Regions from separate parts of the Mus musculus genome. Here all the other regions are linked to region 1. The links are chromatin loops, found by intact Hi-C in ENCODE. Cell type or tissue: gastrocnemius. All regions are shown on one strand. Region 1 holds the start of Prmt1 (protein arginine N-methyltransferase 1). Region 2 overlaps Nosip (nitric oxide synthase interacting protein). Region 3 holds the start of Flt3l (FMS-like tyrosine kinase 3 ligand).

Region 1 (5,000 bases):
TTCAAGGCCAGCCTGGTCTACAAAGTGAGCTCCAGGACAGCCAGAGCTATAAAGAGAAACCCTGTCTCGAAAAACCAAAAAAAAAAAAAAAAAAAAACCTGAAACCCATGCTTGCATGGCAAGCCCTTTAATAACTGGGGTACGTCCCTAGGCCTCCAAAAGCTCAATTATTTTATGCAAATTTTCCAATTTTTTCCCCATTTATGATGCTGGGGATGGAGGCCACTATCCAGCACGTGCTAAGCAACTACTCCGCCACTTTGCCCCAATCCCAGCCTCTAGTAGTTTTTTTGTTGTTGTTGTTTTTAAAGCCCCATGGAAAAAAGACGAGGATTCTTTAGAATGTCATTTGATTTGCACCAAGTCCTGTCTCCTTTATCAAAAAGGGTTGTAGTGCAGCATGAGCCATGGACGCAGCCCCACTGCCAGTCACTAGAGGGCGCCAGAGACAGACAGGGCCGGACCTCATCCCTAGGTCTGTGGTACACTGGGGCAGGAAGCACTTGCACTGGCTTCTGGAGAGATGGAAGAATTCAGTCTTCAAAAGTGGACCAGGGGCAGAAAGGGAGCAGTGAACGTGCTGAGACACTCAGAGCCCTGTCTGGTCTTGTGGTCCTTCAGTCCATACTGGCTGTAGGGTCAGTCTCTACTCACCTCGTGGATGCCAAAGTGGGCATAGGAGTCAAAGTAGTAGTCTTTGGATGTCATGTCCTCAGCGTTGGGCTTCTCACTACTTTCTGCTTGGCCACAGGAAACCTAGAAGAGGGGGAGTGGCAAAGGGTCAAAGGTGGGTTCCCCAGAGTCTCCTCAACCTGCAAAAAGCCCCTCATCATACCAGGACAACCCTCCAGCCCCCTCCAGCATCTTTCTTCCCCAGGTCATGTTTCCACTTCCAGGACCCACCCAGAGCACCATCCAGGGAGCAGCCGCCTCGCCTACCATCTCTCCAGGCTCTATGGCCTGTCTCTAGCTCAGCCCACAGCTGGGGAGGGAGGGAGAGAGGGCAGAGCCAGGGCAGACACATGGAAGGGCAGGGGAGGAGGGCTGGAGATGGAGTTAAGGAAGCAGCCATGGTTCTGGGGAAGCCAGCTGGGGCCAGGAAGGGCTCTGTCCTAAGGGGTTAGGGGGCACAGCAGAGGAAACTGGTTGGAAGCAAGAGGACGGTTAGACCTCTTGGGGAGCCAGATGTATAGCAAGTAAGCTTATGTGGAAGTGGGCTGGGTGGGGGTCTCACAAAAGGATATTTACTTCTTCAAGAGGCGGCTGGAGGCTCATCCCATTAGCCAAGGTGGCTACAAAATTCTAGGAGAGAGTAACAGGGAAAAAGGATTAGCTACGGGGTGATTGGGGAAGGCCTTTGGGGCGGTGAGTGGTTTGTAGGTTGGCTTTGCCTGGGCAAGGAAGGGAGTGTGTGTGTGAGCAGGGACAAGCAATGAGGGAGGCTGTGATCGGGTAGAGAAGGATAGGAAGGAGGGAAGGGAAGGTCTCCTGTCCCAGCTGTTGGCTGAAGAGATGGTGGCCTGCCCCCTGTTGTCCTTCTTTGGTCCAATGACTGGCCATACACACCTACCCCATCTAGGCCACAAGACCCAATACTTGCCAGGGCACATGGGCACTGCCCAGCTGTTGCTCCCCTTCACTACCTAATCCCCCCCCAAGAGATTAGGTGACATTTCCTGACACACATGCCAGGCTGAAGTGCCATGAATAAACTGGAGGGAGGGGTAGGAAGGGAAGGGTGCTGTCGCCTGTCCTAAGAGGATTCCATTAGAGAGACGTAGCACACCACCAAAGCAGCAGGCATACCACCAACTCACACCCACACCAACACACAGAGGCAACCTGACCTCTTTGGTTTCCCTGCCTTTCTGAGGAGGTATCATATATGCCTTGGAAAACTGGGTCCAGCCCATTCCCCACCTCACCTGGGTTCCCACACTGGAACAGCCTTTTCTTTTCTCTGTCCACAAGTCCCAGGGCCCAGGGTCACCATAGTGACCCTGTAGGCTAACTGATCCCTATTTATGGCAGATTTCCCAGCAACTGACCTTCCCCTCCAGAGAACTTGAAGAGGTATGGGCCCCATCAAATTAAATACCATCAATGACTGCCACCCAAGGCTTCCAGAGAAACGTCACAACCTAACCAAGCTCTCAGCTCCCCACAGCCTGGGAGGTGAGATTCCCACGTGGGCCCCACTTTTTCAATAGTACAGACGGACACCAGAAGGTTGACAAATGACTGAAGAGAGCTTGAAACCCATGTCTAGGACCTGCCTTACAAGCCTGATGATGAGCTACTCAGAAGTCAAAAGAAAATGGCAAGTTCAAGGCCATACTCAGCTACAGGGTGAGTTCAAGGCCAAGCACATTTTTTTTTTTGAGGCAGGGTTTCTCTGTGTAGCCCTGGCTGTCCTGGAACTCACTCTGTAGACCAGGCTGTCCTTCAACTCAGAAATCTGCCTGCCTCTGCCTCCCAAGTGCTGGGATCAAAGGCGTGCGCCACCACCGCCAGGCTCAGGCACATTTGTTTAATTAAACTAAGTAAAAAGTAGACTGAGGAATACAGCTTAGGATCGAACAATCAACGATAAGCAGGTAAGCAAGGCAGATGCTAGAATTTCATTCTGTTTTGGGGGGAAATTAGGCAAAAAGGCGGAAATGTTCAAAAAGGGGTCCCTTGCCACATTCAAGTTGGTAAAAATGGAGCTCTGTGGAGGTTAAGGCCCATGGCCATCCGAACTCCTTTATCCCCCACCACTGACCTCTGACTATCCATCCACCCGAGGGCCCTCCCATGAAGGGGTGGGCTTGGGCCACGCCCCATGAAAAAAGACGCCCCTCTCACACGCCCATAGTGACCACGAGGGGGTGCCCGGCGACGGATCCGGATCTCCTCGGATGAGATTCCCCACCATCTCCTTAAAGAGAGGTCACAGGGCTATGCCCATCCCCCCCCCCCCCCCCCCCCGCTGCACAAGGCTAACACAGAGTTGGGGAAAGGGAGGCTGGGGACTGATGTTCTCAGGCCCCACGCGGGTGCAAAGAGCCCGGGCTGCATGGACATCCACAGCCGAGCCAGGGAGAGCGGGTGGCAACCCCTGGACCCCTTGAGTGCAGCCCAGGTCATCGGGCTGGGGGCGGGGCCTTTGTCCTGCACGTGGAGCCCACGGGGCCCCTCGAGGCGGCACACCCCCCTCCCCACGCTACTCTGCGAGACCACGTGCGGCCCGGCTGGAAGCGCCCCCGGCCCGCGACCACGTGCGACAGTCCTCGGCTCGGCTGCGGGTCCCAAAGCACCGAAAGCCGAGATCTCTCCCGTCACGATCGAACACATCCCCCGATGCGGACCAACGCGAAGCCAGGCACATCAAAAGGCCCCGTCCCCACAGTTCAGGCCGTGGGCCACCCGTCTCGCGCCGCCCCCGGGCCTAAAGAGCCCAGCTACTCACCTCCATGATGCAGTTCGCGGCCTCGGCTGCCGCCATCTTCACCCGAGTCCTCCGGCCTCCGAGACCCCCCCCTCTCTCTTTTCTCCCCCCGGCTCGACCGGGGACCGCCTTTTACCAGAGGGTCCTCAGCCCAGCCCCCGATACCCCGCCATAAGTTCTCATTGGTCTGTAAAGCCGTCCATCTGAGAGCTTCATATTTCAATTGGATGACAGACACGCCTATCAAACATAAAGTGCCCGCCCCCCTAGCGTTTAAAGGCCCGCCCCCTCCTGTCCGCTAGGAAGAGAACAACTGCCTGTCTGTCTCACCCAGCACGTGTGACGATTGGGTAAAATTCACCAGATCTTCCCGCCCCTTTCTGGCCAGCTCCGCCCTGGAGCTTCCCGGCGGGCTCCGCGCTAAGCGGACGTCTAGAAACTGACTTGTCTATCATTAAGCTAATCCCCTCCTCCCTCGTTGATATTGGCTGAGCCAAAGGTGACGTTCGCGGCTCTAACGCCACCCTGTTTAAGCGACAGGCCTAGAAGAAGAGGGGCCATTGGCCCATAAGGAAGCAGGCAGAGCTTTGGGCAGCAGCAACTGGCTCTTAGGAATGTCAATCATCACCATTCTGTGGATTCCTCTCCCCCATACCCCCTACCCCGGTCTTGGATGTTTTCTGGAGGAACTGGGGAGCGTGGGCGCGTTAAGTTATAGGGAAAACCCCAATTCCTGAGACGTGGATGAGGGCGCATTCTAGTCTGTGATTCCGAAACCAGCCATGATTCGCTGTGAGCTTCCCACCCCTGTGCTGGAAGGCGCCAAGTTCTGAACACCTGTGGCCTCCTCGTGGCCTCCAGGTCCTCTGCGGGAAACACCCAGCGTCCTTTGTCTGACCAACTCCTACACGTCAATCACCGGCAATTCGGACGCCACCTCTTCCAGGAAATTTCCCTGAATCTGCAGAAAGTTACTCCTTCCCTGAGGATGGATGTCAGTTGCTGGATTCGTGAACCTTCCCTTTGCCTTCAGTCCCACCAGTCTATGGTCCAAACATAAGATCCTTTAAACTCCCGTATGAGCCCTCCAGTGGGAGCTTCCGCATAAGGTACGCGAGCACATCTGACCTGTTTCCTTCCAACGCCTAACACTTACTTTGTATAGTGTGAGCATGCATTCGTGTGTGCCTTGCACGTATGGAGGTCACAAAGCAATGAACAGGAGTCCTTTCTCCCACGATGTGAGTGTAGGGAATTGAACACAAGTCGTCAGGCTTAGCGGCAAGCACCTTTACCCTCTGCTGCAGACCAACACTTACAATCTGGTAGATCTTTTGTTTGACTGATTCTCACTGTGCCTTGGGCCTGGAACTCGCCGTGGAGATCAACCTGTTTTTGTCTCCCAAGTGCTGAGATTTAAGGCCTATGAAAATCTTGCCCAGCCAATATGGTCCCCCTTTTTTTCCCGTTTTTCCTCGATAGTGTTTCTCTGTGTATCCTTGGCTGTCCTCTTACTCATAGATCCGCCTGCTTCTGCCTTCCCAAAAGGCATGCTTCCCACGCCCAGTTC
Region 2 (5,000 bases), 87 kb after region 1:
TTGGCACCAGGCACACATGTTGTGTATAGACATCCATGCAGGCACAGCTGTAGTCCTAGCTGGCCTGAAATGCACCGGGTGCTTTGATAAGAGGCTGTGGTCTTCTATTGGTTAGATTGTCTTCTCTTTCTGTCTAGAGCTGACATTTCTCAGCTGGAGGTGGCTAGCTCAGCTGGTCCTTGCTTGGTGACAGTCACAGGAAACCCTGTGGTGAAGGTGTGAAGAAAAACTGTCTGTAACTGCAGTTCCAGGGGACCTGGCCTCTGCAGGCACCAGACACACATGAGGGGCACAAACATACATGCAGGCAAAACTCCCACGCACATCAAAATAAATCTTTTTTTTTAAAGATTTATTTATTTTTATGCATGTGAATATACTGTTACTGTCTTCATGCACACCAGAAGAGGGCATCAGATCCCAATGCAGATGGTTATGAGCCACCATGTGGTTGCTGGGGATTGAACTCAGGACCTCTGGAAGAGCAGTCAGTGCTCTTAATCACTGAGCCATCTCTCCAGTTGGCTCCAAAGTTAAATACACCGGGCTTGGTGCTACCCACCTGTCTTGTCTAGGACTCCAGAGGTGGATGCAGGAGGATAAGACGTTCAAGGCTATCCTCCTTGAGAGGATAAGCTTAAGAGGCCAGCCTAGCCTTTTTGAGACCTGTTGCGGAAACCATTGGGTGTAGCACTATTGACTGATTGGTCCTTGCAGTCAGACCCCTGCAGCATACATGTAGAGAGCGGACAATTCTTCCATGGCACAGGAGATTGAACTCAGGTTATAGGGTTTGTAAGGCAAGCAAGCATCTTCACCCTGAGCCATCTCACGGGCCCACCTTTGGGTTTTCTGAGACAGGGTCTTTCTCAGTTCTTACTGATCTAGAACCCAATATAGAACCTCCTGCCTCAGGCTTCTGTGTCCTGGGATTGCAGGTGTGGGCCACCACATCTAGGGTCCCTAGTTCATCTCTTCCTGGCGCACACACAGGGAGCAACAGAGTGTAACTGGCCCAGGGCTTCCAACTTTTCATCTGTCAGCACACTCAGATAGAGGGAGGGAGAGAGGATTCCACCCCTTTGGGCCCTGCCTACCGCTTGCGCACTGCAGAAAGCCTCATTCTCAGACCTTATGGGTTTGGTTTCTGTGTGCTTGGTTTCCTTGCAGTGTCGTGGTTGACCAGGCCTTGTGTGCTAGGCAAGTGCTCTGTTAGTGCAAGAGCTCTGCCTCAGCTCTCGGCTCGAGTTTGTGATGTCTCACTAAGTTACTTAGGCCAGGACACTAAGTACCAGGCCTGCCTTTGTTTCTTTTCTTTTCTTTTTCTTTTTTTCTTTTTTTTTTTTTAATAAGAACATGATACTAGGTTTTATTTATTTATTAAGATTTATTTATTTATTATACGTAAGTACACTGTAGCTGGAAGAGCAGTGACTGCTGGAAGAGCAGTCAGTGCTCTTAATTGCTGAGCCATCTCTCCAACCCCCTGTTTCTTTTTAAATAAGCAGTTTATTACATTTGTGTGTGTGTGTGTGTGAGAGAGAGAGACAGACAGACAGACAGACAGACAGACAGACAGATCCATCCCCTGGGGCTGTGTCTATAGGAGTTTTAAGCTGCAACATCTCCAGCCCTCTGTATTTTTTTCTATTGCTGAGATATATGAGTGATTACCTAAATAGTTTTGAACACAAAGACATGAAATCAGGTTAAAATAGGAACCAATGAAAATATACGTTCATGGAGAAAAGGATATGTAAAATTTAATTTCTGGTGAAACCTTTTCTTTAGTTTGTATGTATGTGTTTCACATGGGTAGTGACAAATTTGGAGCTTTGCTTTCTTTGAAGAACACAGAAATATTATAAGAATATGATTGTTGTAATCCCAGCTGTGGGATGTGGGGCTGCTTCAGACCGCCCACAGCAGCTGACTATGATTTGCCTTGTGCCCTAGCAGAGGTGTAATTTTGCTGCAGCAGATAGTTTCTGTGATTGTGTGACATTTGGATTCTGAGGAGTTTTCAGAGGGTCTATAAATGCTAGGGCCCTGAGAAGTGGGGTTATTGGTTCTTGGTTGCTCTTGGTCTGGGTTTGTTAAGTAGTCATACACAAAGAAGGAAAGGAAAAAAAAAAAATGAGATATCCTGACTTTGACTGTCAAGCTTGCCCAGGGAGCTTGATGCCCATAATGAGCAGGAGGTAACTTAATGATAACTCCGCCCCCTTCCCAACCCTTTTCTTCCCATCCTTTTTCCTCTCTCTAGTGTTGGGGGTTGAAAGGGTAGAAAGGGGTGAAAGGTGGAAGATAAAGAACCTACAAAGCAGCAAAGACTGTGATACAAGTGAATGTGGGGGGGGGGGGACGCCTTTAATCCCAGCACCCGGGAGGCAGAGGCAGGCGGATTTCTGAGTTTGAGGCCAAGCCTGGTCTACAGAGTGAGTTCCAGGACAGCCAAGGCTGTCTCAAAAACAAACAAACAAACAAACAAACACAAAAAACAAAACAACCCAAGTGAATGGTGGAAAGTATCAAGGATGGGTTTAGATCACAGGATTAGGTTACATCAGCTACATTTTCAAGGAGAATAATGATGTTATTCTAAATACCCAGGCTGGAGAGATGGCTCATCCATTAGTAATGATGGCTGCTCTTCCAGCTTAGTTTCCCAGTCCCCACATGGAGCTCACAGCCACCTGTAACTCTGGCTTCAGAGGATCTGTCACCCTCTTCTGGTCTTGGCAGGCATTGCTGCACATGACGTCAGTCACACAAGCAAGCATGCACATAGCAAATAAAATGGTTTTGAAAAAGTCAAGGTTTTAGTTGTTTCTAGAGTGTCTTACATAGTAACTTGGGTTTTTTGTTTTTTTCAGAGCTGAGGACAGAACCCAGGGCCTTGTGCTTGCTAGGCACGCACTCTACCACTGAGCTAAATCCCCAACCCCAGTAACTTCTTTTGTTTGCTGAGCAAAGTCTCATGTGGCCCAGGCTGACCTCCAACTCACTTTGTAGATTCAAAGTAGTTCAAATTCACCTTGAATTAACTCTCCTCTCTCCCTCTCTCTCCCTCCCTCCCTCCCTCTGCCCCCCCCCAAGTAATTATTTGTTTATTTTATGTGCACTGGTGTTTTGCCTGCATGTGTGTCTGGGTGAGGGCACCAGAAGCCCTGGAACTGGGTGTGAGCCACCATGTGGGTGCTGGGAATTAAACCCAGGTTCTCTGGAAAAACAGCTGGTGCTCTTAACCCCTGAGTCATCTCCCTACCCCCTCCCTTGAACTCTTCTCCTGCCTCCCCTGACCCCCAATGGCTTAGTAACTGAAAGGAGAGATGAGAAACATAGGGAAGGCTGGGGATGCAGTTCCGCATGCACACACTTGCCTAGCACAGACGTGGTGGCACAGCCTGTCTTCCCAGCATTGAAGAGGCTGAGGCAGGAGGTTTGCCTGGAATCCAAGATCAGCCTGGGCAATAGAGGAAGACAGAGTTTTTTTTTTTTGTTTTTGTTTTTAAAGTGGTTCAGGCCTTTAAACCAGCTCTTAGGGGGCAGAGGTAGAGTTTGAGGCCAGCCAGGGCTACATGGTGAGACTCTGTCTCAAAGGCAAAAGGAAGTGGCTGGGCACTGCCTGGTGTTCTGTCCTCCCTGCTGAGACCCACGGACTGCTGTGGTTTAGGGCTGTGTTTTCGGCGACCTGAACAGGCTTCAGGAGCAGGCTACTGACCACAAGCCCAGGAGGCTGTTCATGTCCTGTGTGAGTGCCCTGGGGTCACCCTGACACTTCCCCCCTTAGACAGGATGACGCGGCATGGCAAGAACTGCACTGCAGGGGCCGTCTACACCTACCACGAGAAGAAGAAGGACACAGGTACCATCCTAGGGACATCACTGTCACCTTCAGTTTCACCCTTTGTGAGGTGTGGCTTTCTAATTCTGCCCTGTTGTCCTGTTCTGCCCCTGAGTGGCCTGTCTCTTTCCCATCTATACTAATGATGGTGGCCATAGACAGTGTGGCCCATCCAACATACCATCCCACGTCTGCTCCCCTTCCTCTTAACCATTCCTGGCCAGCTCTGCCGAAAGGAAGGCCGAGAGCCACAGTGGTGGTCCCCACCCCGGGAGAGGGAGGGAGCCCTGAGCCTCTTCACCCCGCTTCTGGGGAAAAAAGCTGACCTAGCCATTGTGGACTCTCTCAGACTCCACCAAACCTACACACTTCTCTGCGACATTTGGTGGAGGGCATGTCCCCACCCATGTCTTCATTCCCACCTTGTTCTGTCCCCAGCGGCCTCGGGCTATGGGACCCAGAACATTCGACTGAGCCGGGACGCTGTGAAAGACTTTGACTGCTGCTGTCTCTCTCTGCAGCCCTGCCATGACCCTGTGGTCACGTAAGCAGGGGAGGGGCAAAGGGGCAGCTGGTGTGTGTGGGTTTAGCAGACCTCTCAGAGCCTCAGAGCCCTCACCAGAGGCAGGCAGCTCACCTCCACCACAGGTGCAGTTGGGCGAGCGAGTGCACTGCTAGTCTAGTGGCTGAGGCTGACTCGGGGTACAGTGCGTGCCTCGCATGCAGGAACCTCTGGTCCATCCCAGCACCACAGAAAGCCGGGTGTGATGCACACCTGTTATCCCAGCACTCAGGCAATGCAGACAGGAAGACGAGGCCTTCAAGGCAAGCCCCAGCTACATAGTAGTTTGAAGCTAGCCTGAGCTCCAGTACATTGTCTCTCTAAAGAGAGGACTGAAAGGAGTGCTGTGAAGACGTTGCCTAAAGGTACTTAGTGGTATCCAGGGCAGGGAGTGAATAGAGATGCTCACCTGAATATGCTTGGTGGTACCCCATGTGGAGGGGGACCCGACCCTGCGGCTGAGCCCACGCCAGTGCGTCCCTCATCCCCTCCCTCTGCAGGCCAGACGGCTACCTGTATGAGAGGGAAGCGATCCTGGAGTACATCCTGCACCAGAAGAGAGAGATCGCCCGGCAGGTGAAGGTGATGGAG
Region 3 (5,000 bases), 150 kb after region 1:
GCTAACCTGGAAGGTACATGAGGTGACAAAATGTATCTCGGTGTTGACGTCCTCCAGAAGCGTTTGCATCTTAGACCCTGCCACAGTCTTCAGTTGCTCTATCCAGCGCTGGGCTAGGAAGAGGCTCCACAAGGCCTTGCAGTGCTTCTCCTGCAGACCAAGAACCCAGGCCAGAGCTCAGAGAGTAGGGGCGGGGCTAGATGACTGACATGGGTTAGGCCGGGCCAGAAGGCAGAAGGAAGGAGAGCGGGTCAGGATGGCTTAGTGATGGGGCTAGGTGTCAGCGGAGAATGGGCGTGACCAGATGCTAAAATTAGTGGGCGGGGCCAGGAGACCGAAAGAGGTGGGGCCAGAAAGGGTAGGAAGGGTGGGCCTGTCACTTGTGAGATGGAGGTGGGTATGGATCAAATGCCTGAGATGAGACCCGGCCAGACACCAAGGGAGAAAAGTGGTGGGGCTTCAAGTCTGAAGACCACGCCCTCTCCACGGAGGGGCGGGGCCAGATGCCTGAGAGGGAGTGACCTACTAAACCCAAGCGAGAAAGGAACATAGAGGCCAGTCTTGACAGCTTGGTGGGAGAATGAGCTAGGATGCCTTGATCTGGGGCTAGGATGGGGTGGGTGTGGGTGGAAAGAAGGTCTAGATTTTCAGGTCTGAGGGTGCAGGAGGTAGCCCACTAGTCTTGTCCCTGACTGGTGGCACATCTTGAGTCTGGTTCCCACCTCCATCCCAGGGCCCTCCCGACTGTGACTCACGTCCTGAAGATTGACGGCCACAGTGACTGGGTAATCTTTAAGCAGGTGGTCAGTCTATGGGAGAAAACAAGGTGAGGCCTGATTGAAAGCAAGAGCAAATTATAGAGTCGGAGAAGTTGACCCTGAGACAAGGGGACAAGGACAGAAAAGAGGCAGGACTCACATAAAGAAGAAGAGAACGAGAGAGAGAGAGAGAGAGAGAGAGAGAGAGAGAAGAGACACCAAGACAGTAGCAAAGAGACTCACAGAGCAGCAGAGGTCTACAGAGAGAGGCATCCAGAGAGAGGGACAGAGAGAGGGACAGAGAGGAACATGTGCTCAGAGTGAAGGCCAGAAGTCCTAGAGAGAAACAGTGACAGAGACTCAGAGAACAGGGACTCAGAAAGAGAGACTGAGACAGAGAAAGATAGTAAGAGACCCAGAGAAGGGGGCAGGGGGCGGAGATCCAAAGAGAGAGGGACAGAGACCTCACAGAGATAAAGACATGTTGTGAGACAGAGATGCGGAGATAAGGACCCAGCACAGTATGGGAACTGGCTCACCAACTCTCTAAACTTCACTTTGAAGTTGGAGGAGATGGGACTGTGGCTGAAGTAACAGTCAGGTGTCCCCCGCAGGCAAGGACTCAGCAGCAGCAACAGCAGCAACAGGGAGGACTACAGGGAGGTGGTGTCAGCAACTGACTTCCATGCAGGGGCTCCCTGGATCCTGCTTCCCTCATTAACTGGGTGTCATCTTCCCTGTCTCTGCCTGTCCTGCACCTTGGCTCCTGTGACAAACCTGTGGCCATCCTCTTTTTTTTCTTCCAATCCTGTTCTGTGTCTGTCTCCTCATGCCTCCATCCCCTGCCCATTTCCCTTCTCCGCCCGGCTCCATCACCCCTCAGGTATACGCACATTTGGGCTCCAGGCTGGCGCCAGCACTGTCATCTCTGCCGGGGACCCCTCATGCCTGTGACAGGTTCTTGGAAGTGACAGGAGGGCAGGTCTCGGGCTCATACCCTGCAGCCCCTTCCCCACCCACCCCTGTACCCCGCCGCCCCGCCCTGCCGCCCTTGATGTGGGTGCGTTTCCGCCTCCTGCTCCCCCAGGCTTCCTGCACGAGCCTCAGTGACTGTGAAAAGTCATCTCCTCTTCTAAGAACCCCGACCGACGTCCCCAGAATCCTCCCCAGGTCTCGCACCCTGCTCCCTCTGCCCGGGAGTGGGGACCTTGGGACCGCCCCTCGGGGACTTGGAAAGCCATTCACCCCACGCACCAGGCTTGCCCCAGCTGGGTGTGGAAAGCCAAAGCTGGATGACAGCCAAAGACCGAAAGTGAAAGGAAGCTTTGGGGTAGACAGTGCCAGGGGTGAGTTCGAGCCCGGGCGGGACACGCCACCTAGTGGTAACAAGTGGCGCGGCCGCAGACCTCAGCTTGGGCCCTGAAAGGATAGCGAAGGGATGCGACAAGGCTTTCCAGCTTCGAAGTGTATGTAGAATCCGAACAGTGTCAGTCACTTCAGCTGCCATTAAATAGACTTTGCCTCCACCATAAGGAATGTCATAGTGGCTTCCTTTCTGATTTCCCTACTTCCTAGCCATCATCTGCTTCCTGGGGCACAGAACTTGTGAACCTCCAGCCTCTAGGTTCCTGATTCATTTGGGATAAAAGTCCAGCCTTCTTAGCAAGGACTGGTAATACAGACCTGTCACTCCAGTTTCCAAGGAGCCCGAGGCAGGAGGAATGAGGGTTGGAGGCTGGCCTTGTTTCAAGACTGGCCTGAGCAATTTACTAAGACCCTGTCTCAAAAACTACAAAGATGGCTGGGCGTGGTGGCGCACACCTTTAATCCCAGCACCCGGGAGGCAGAGGCAGGCAGATTTCTGAGTTCAAGGCCAGCCTGGTCTACAGACTGGTTCCAGGACAGTCAGGGCTATACAGAGAAACTGTCTATAAATAAATAAATAAATACATACATACATACGTACATAAATACATAAATAAATACTACAAAGACGGGCAGGTGCACAGCTCAGTTGGAGAGCAGCTGCCTAGAATCCACCAGAGAGTCAGTGGCAGAGAACTAGCAAGCTTGAGGTCCCCGACTCAATCGATGGTGCCGCCCACCTCACCCCTCCACATAGAGCTGCAGTGTTTGACTCTGTGCTCTCCTAACCCCTCCCTGCTAACCTCATGCTATCAGTGTTCCTTCCCAACACTAGCCATGCGCGTGCGTCTCAGGTGGGCATTCTCTTGGCCAGGGGCCTTTGCACTAGCTGTTTCCAATCATGGAATACCTTCCCTCCAGATCCTTGTGTTGTCCCCATCTTGCCCAAGCCCTTGCTTAAACACATAGGCAGAGGCCTCATGACACCCTTCCCCAAGAAGCTCCCCTCGCAGCACCAGACTCACCCTGCTTTGCCCTTATCACCATTTAACACACGATGTGGTTTCCTTATCTTCCCCATTGTCTTCTATTCTTCCGTGGCTGTTTCCACCCTGCAAAGCCCTTGCACCCAGAACTATGACTCGCCTAAGCAGCAGCTACACAAGAGTCCGACCTCTTCCCATCTCATTGCTGTGGTGTAGCACAGGATGTGTCTGGGCTTTGGTTTTGGTTCCTAGGAGATAAATCCTTGGGATTTTCCAAGTATGGGGAGTGCCTTTGTTTATCGGGGCTGGCACCTGGACTCCACCTGAGTCCACACAGAGGCAATTCAGAAAGGACCTGGTTGTGCTTGAAAGACCAAGAATGAAGAGTATGGTGCATTGGAGGCAGGTGGACCAGGAGTTCAAGGTTAGCCTTGGCTACATATAAGACCCTGTGTCATATAACAGGCAAGATGTGGTGATGAAACCTTTACTCCCAATACTTAGAAGAGGCAGCTGGATCTTCTCTGAGTCGCGGGTGGATTGCTTGTTCTTGGATTTAGGGTCAACTTAGATAATGTATGGAGATCCCATCTCAAGATCCTGGGGCTGCAAATACCCCCGTGCTTGGCTAGCATGTGTGAAACCCTGGATCGCATCTCCAGGCAGACCAGACTAGGTGGAGCACACCTGTAATCCAGGCAGGATCATCCTTCATTACGAGACTGAAGCCAGTCTGGATCACATCACACTTTGTCTTCCAAAACAGTCAATCCTCAGCCCATCTATGCTCCTCTGGGCTCTGCACCCCCACTGCTGCTGCAGAGTGTGGGGGTGCACAGGCCATGGTTAGTTCATTGAGCTGCTTTTTATAGCACTTCAGGGAATCTGTCACATCCCAGTCTGCAGGTTTCATGCGAGTGCTGGCTTTGTCACTATGAGAACTAGCCCTTTGTCCTCTTTAAGCTGAAGGTTTTTCTGCCCTAAACTGGGAGATGAGTCAGTAAAAGGACAAAAAGAAGGTATCTTCTTTTTGTGCAGTTCTGGGGATTGAACCTAGCACGTCCCACATGCTAGGCAGACACTCTGCTGTTGAGCCATGACCCAGACTCTGTGGCAATCTAAGCAGGACTCTACTGCCTGTGTAGTTCTGTTTCTTCCATGGTCCACCTAAGTCTTTTCTGCAGAGCCCTATGTCTGCTGGAAACTCTGGCAAGTTTGTTTGCTTTGGCCAATGACTTCACTTACTGTGGGGTGAAGCCCAGTGGCTTGGGATGAATGTGAGGGAAGTGGGCCTGGGCTAGGCTGACTGTATCCTAACTTTTTCACATGTGTTCTTTCACACTGCTGGTATCTCCAGATGACGCTTTAATGGAGTCATACATGGGACCTGGTATCTCAGCACTTGAAGGCTGGGGCGGGAGAATCACAGTATGTTCTGGAACACCTTGGGAAGGTAAGTTCCAATTCAGTCAGGCTTAGTCAGACTCTCTCTCTTTTTGAGAGTCTTACTAAGTACAGTATGTAGCCCTGGCCTGGAGCAAGATATATGAACAAGGCTGCTCTCAACTTCAAAGAGGCTCACCTGCCCTGCCTCTGGAATGAAAGGTGTGTGCTACCACACCAGATTCTGTCTCAAAAACTTGAAAATGTGGGGCTGGAAAGATGACTGAGATTGAAAGGATGTGCTATTGCACAGGACCCGCTTCAGTTTCTAGCACCCACAGCGGTGCAGTGCCATGGCATCCAGTACTCTCTTCTGACCTCATGTGTCCATACCCACATAAAGCATTAAAATAAAAACATGGAACTAGAGAGATAGCTCAAGGTTAAAAGCACTGGCTATTCTTCCAAAGGACCCTGGTTCAATTCCCAGCACTCACAAGGCAGGTCA

The links. A loop is a pair of places that touch in the nucleus more often than their neighbours do. Peaks named below come from ENCODE experiments on the same cell type or tissue, not always from the same donor. Only the 100,000 strongest peaks of a DNase experiment are listed, where the experiment ranks them.
Region 2: a loop joins it to region 1, with 2.6 times the contacts of the local background. A loop is called at or near these places in 12 of 42 quality-filtered maps.
Region 3: it touches region 1 in a loop (2.4-fold over the local background); 8 of 42 quality-filtered maps call a loop at or near these places.

Annotation. Positions count from the first base shown.
Region 1 is chr7:44,982,832-44,987,831 of GRCm38, forward strand. It overlaps Prmt1 (protein arginine N-methyltransferase 1), which reads right to left and starts at 3,589. Exons shown (of 10, transcript NM_001252476.1): 1 at 3,452-3,589; 2 at 655-756. The coding sequence starts at 3,487. Gm15545 (predicted gene 15545) reads left to right here and starts at 4,069. Exons shown (of 2, transcript NR_045266.1): 1 at 4,069-4,539. In gastrocnemius, CTCF peaks have their summits at 1,539 (motif pointing left) and 2,855 (motif pointing right); DNase peaks (open chromatin) are centred at 440, 2,883, 3,192 and 3,848; H3K4me3 peaks cover 3,959 bases; H3K27ac peaks cover 4,490 bases.
Region 2 is chr7:45,069,697-45,074,696 of GRCm38, forward strand. Nosip (nitric oxide synthase interacting protein) reads left to right here. Exons shown (of 9, transcript NM_025533.3): 2 at 3,794-3,868; 3 at 4,286-4,391; 4 at 4,910-4,991. The coding sequence starts at 3,799. Among named protein-coding and RNA genes, the nearest start is that of Nosip, 9.8 kb to the left of the region's middle. In gastrocnemius, a CTCF peak has its summit at 2,729 (motif pointing left); no DNase peak of the experiment used is centred here; H3K4me3 peaks cover 67 bases; H3K27ac peaks cover 1,517 bases.
Region 3 is chr7:45,134,367-45,139,366 of GRCm38, forward strand. It overlaps Flt3l (FMS-like tyrosine kinase 3 ligand), which reads right to left and starts at 2,066. Exons shown (of 9, transcript NM_013520.3): 1 at 2,013-2,066; 2 at 1,652-1,718; 3 at 1,298-1,411; 4 at 756-809; 5 at 7-150. The coding sequence starts at 1,684. In gastrocnemius, a CTCF peak has its summit at 2,143 (motif pointing left); a DNase peak (open chromatin) is centred at 2,092; H3K4me3 peaks cover 2,159 bases; H3K27ac peaks cover 1,529 bases.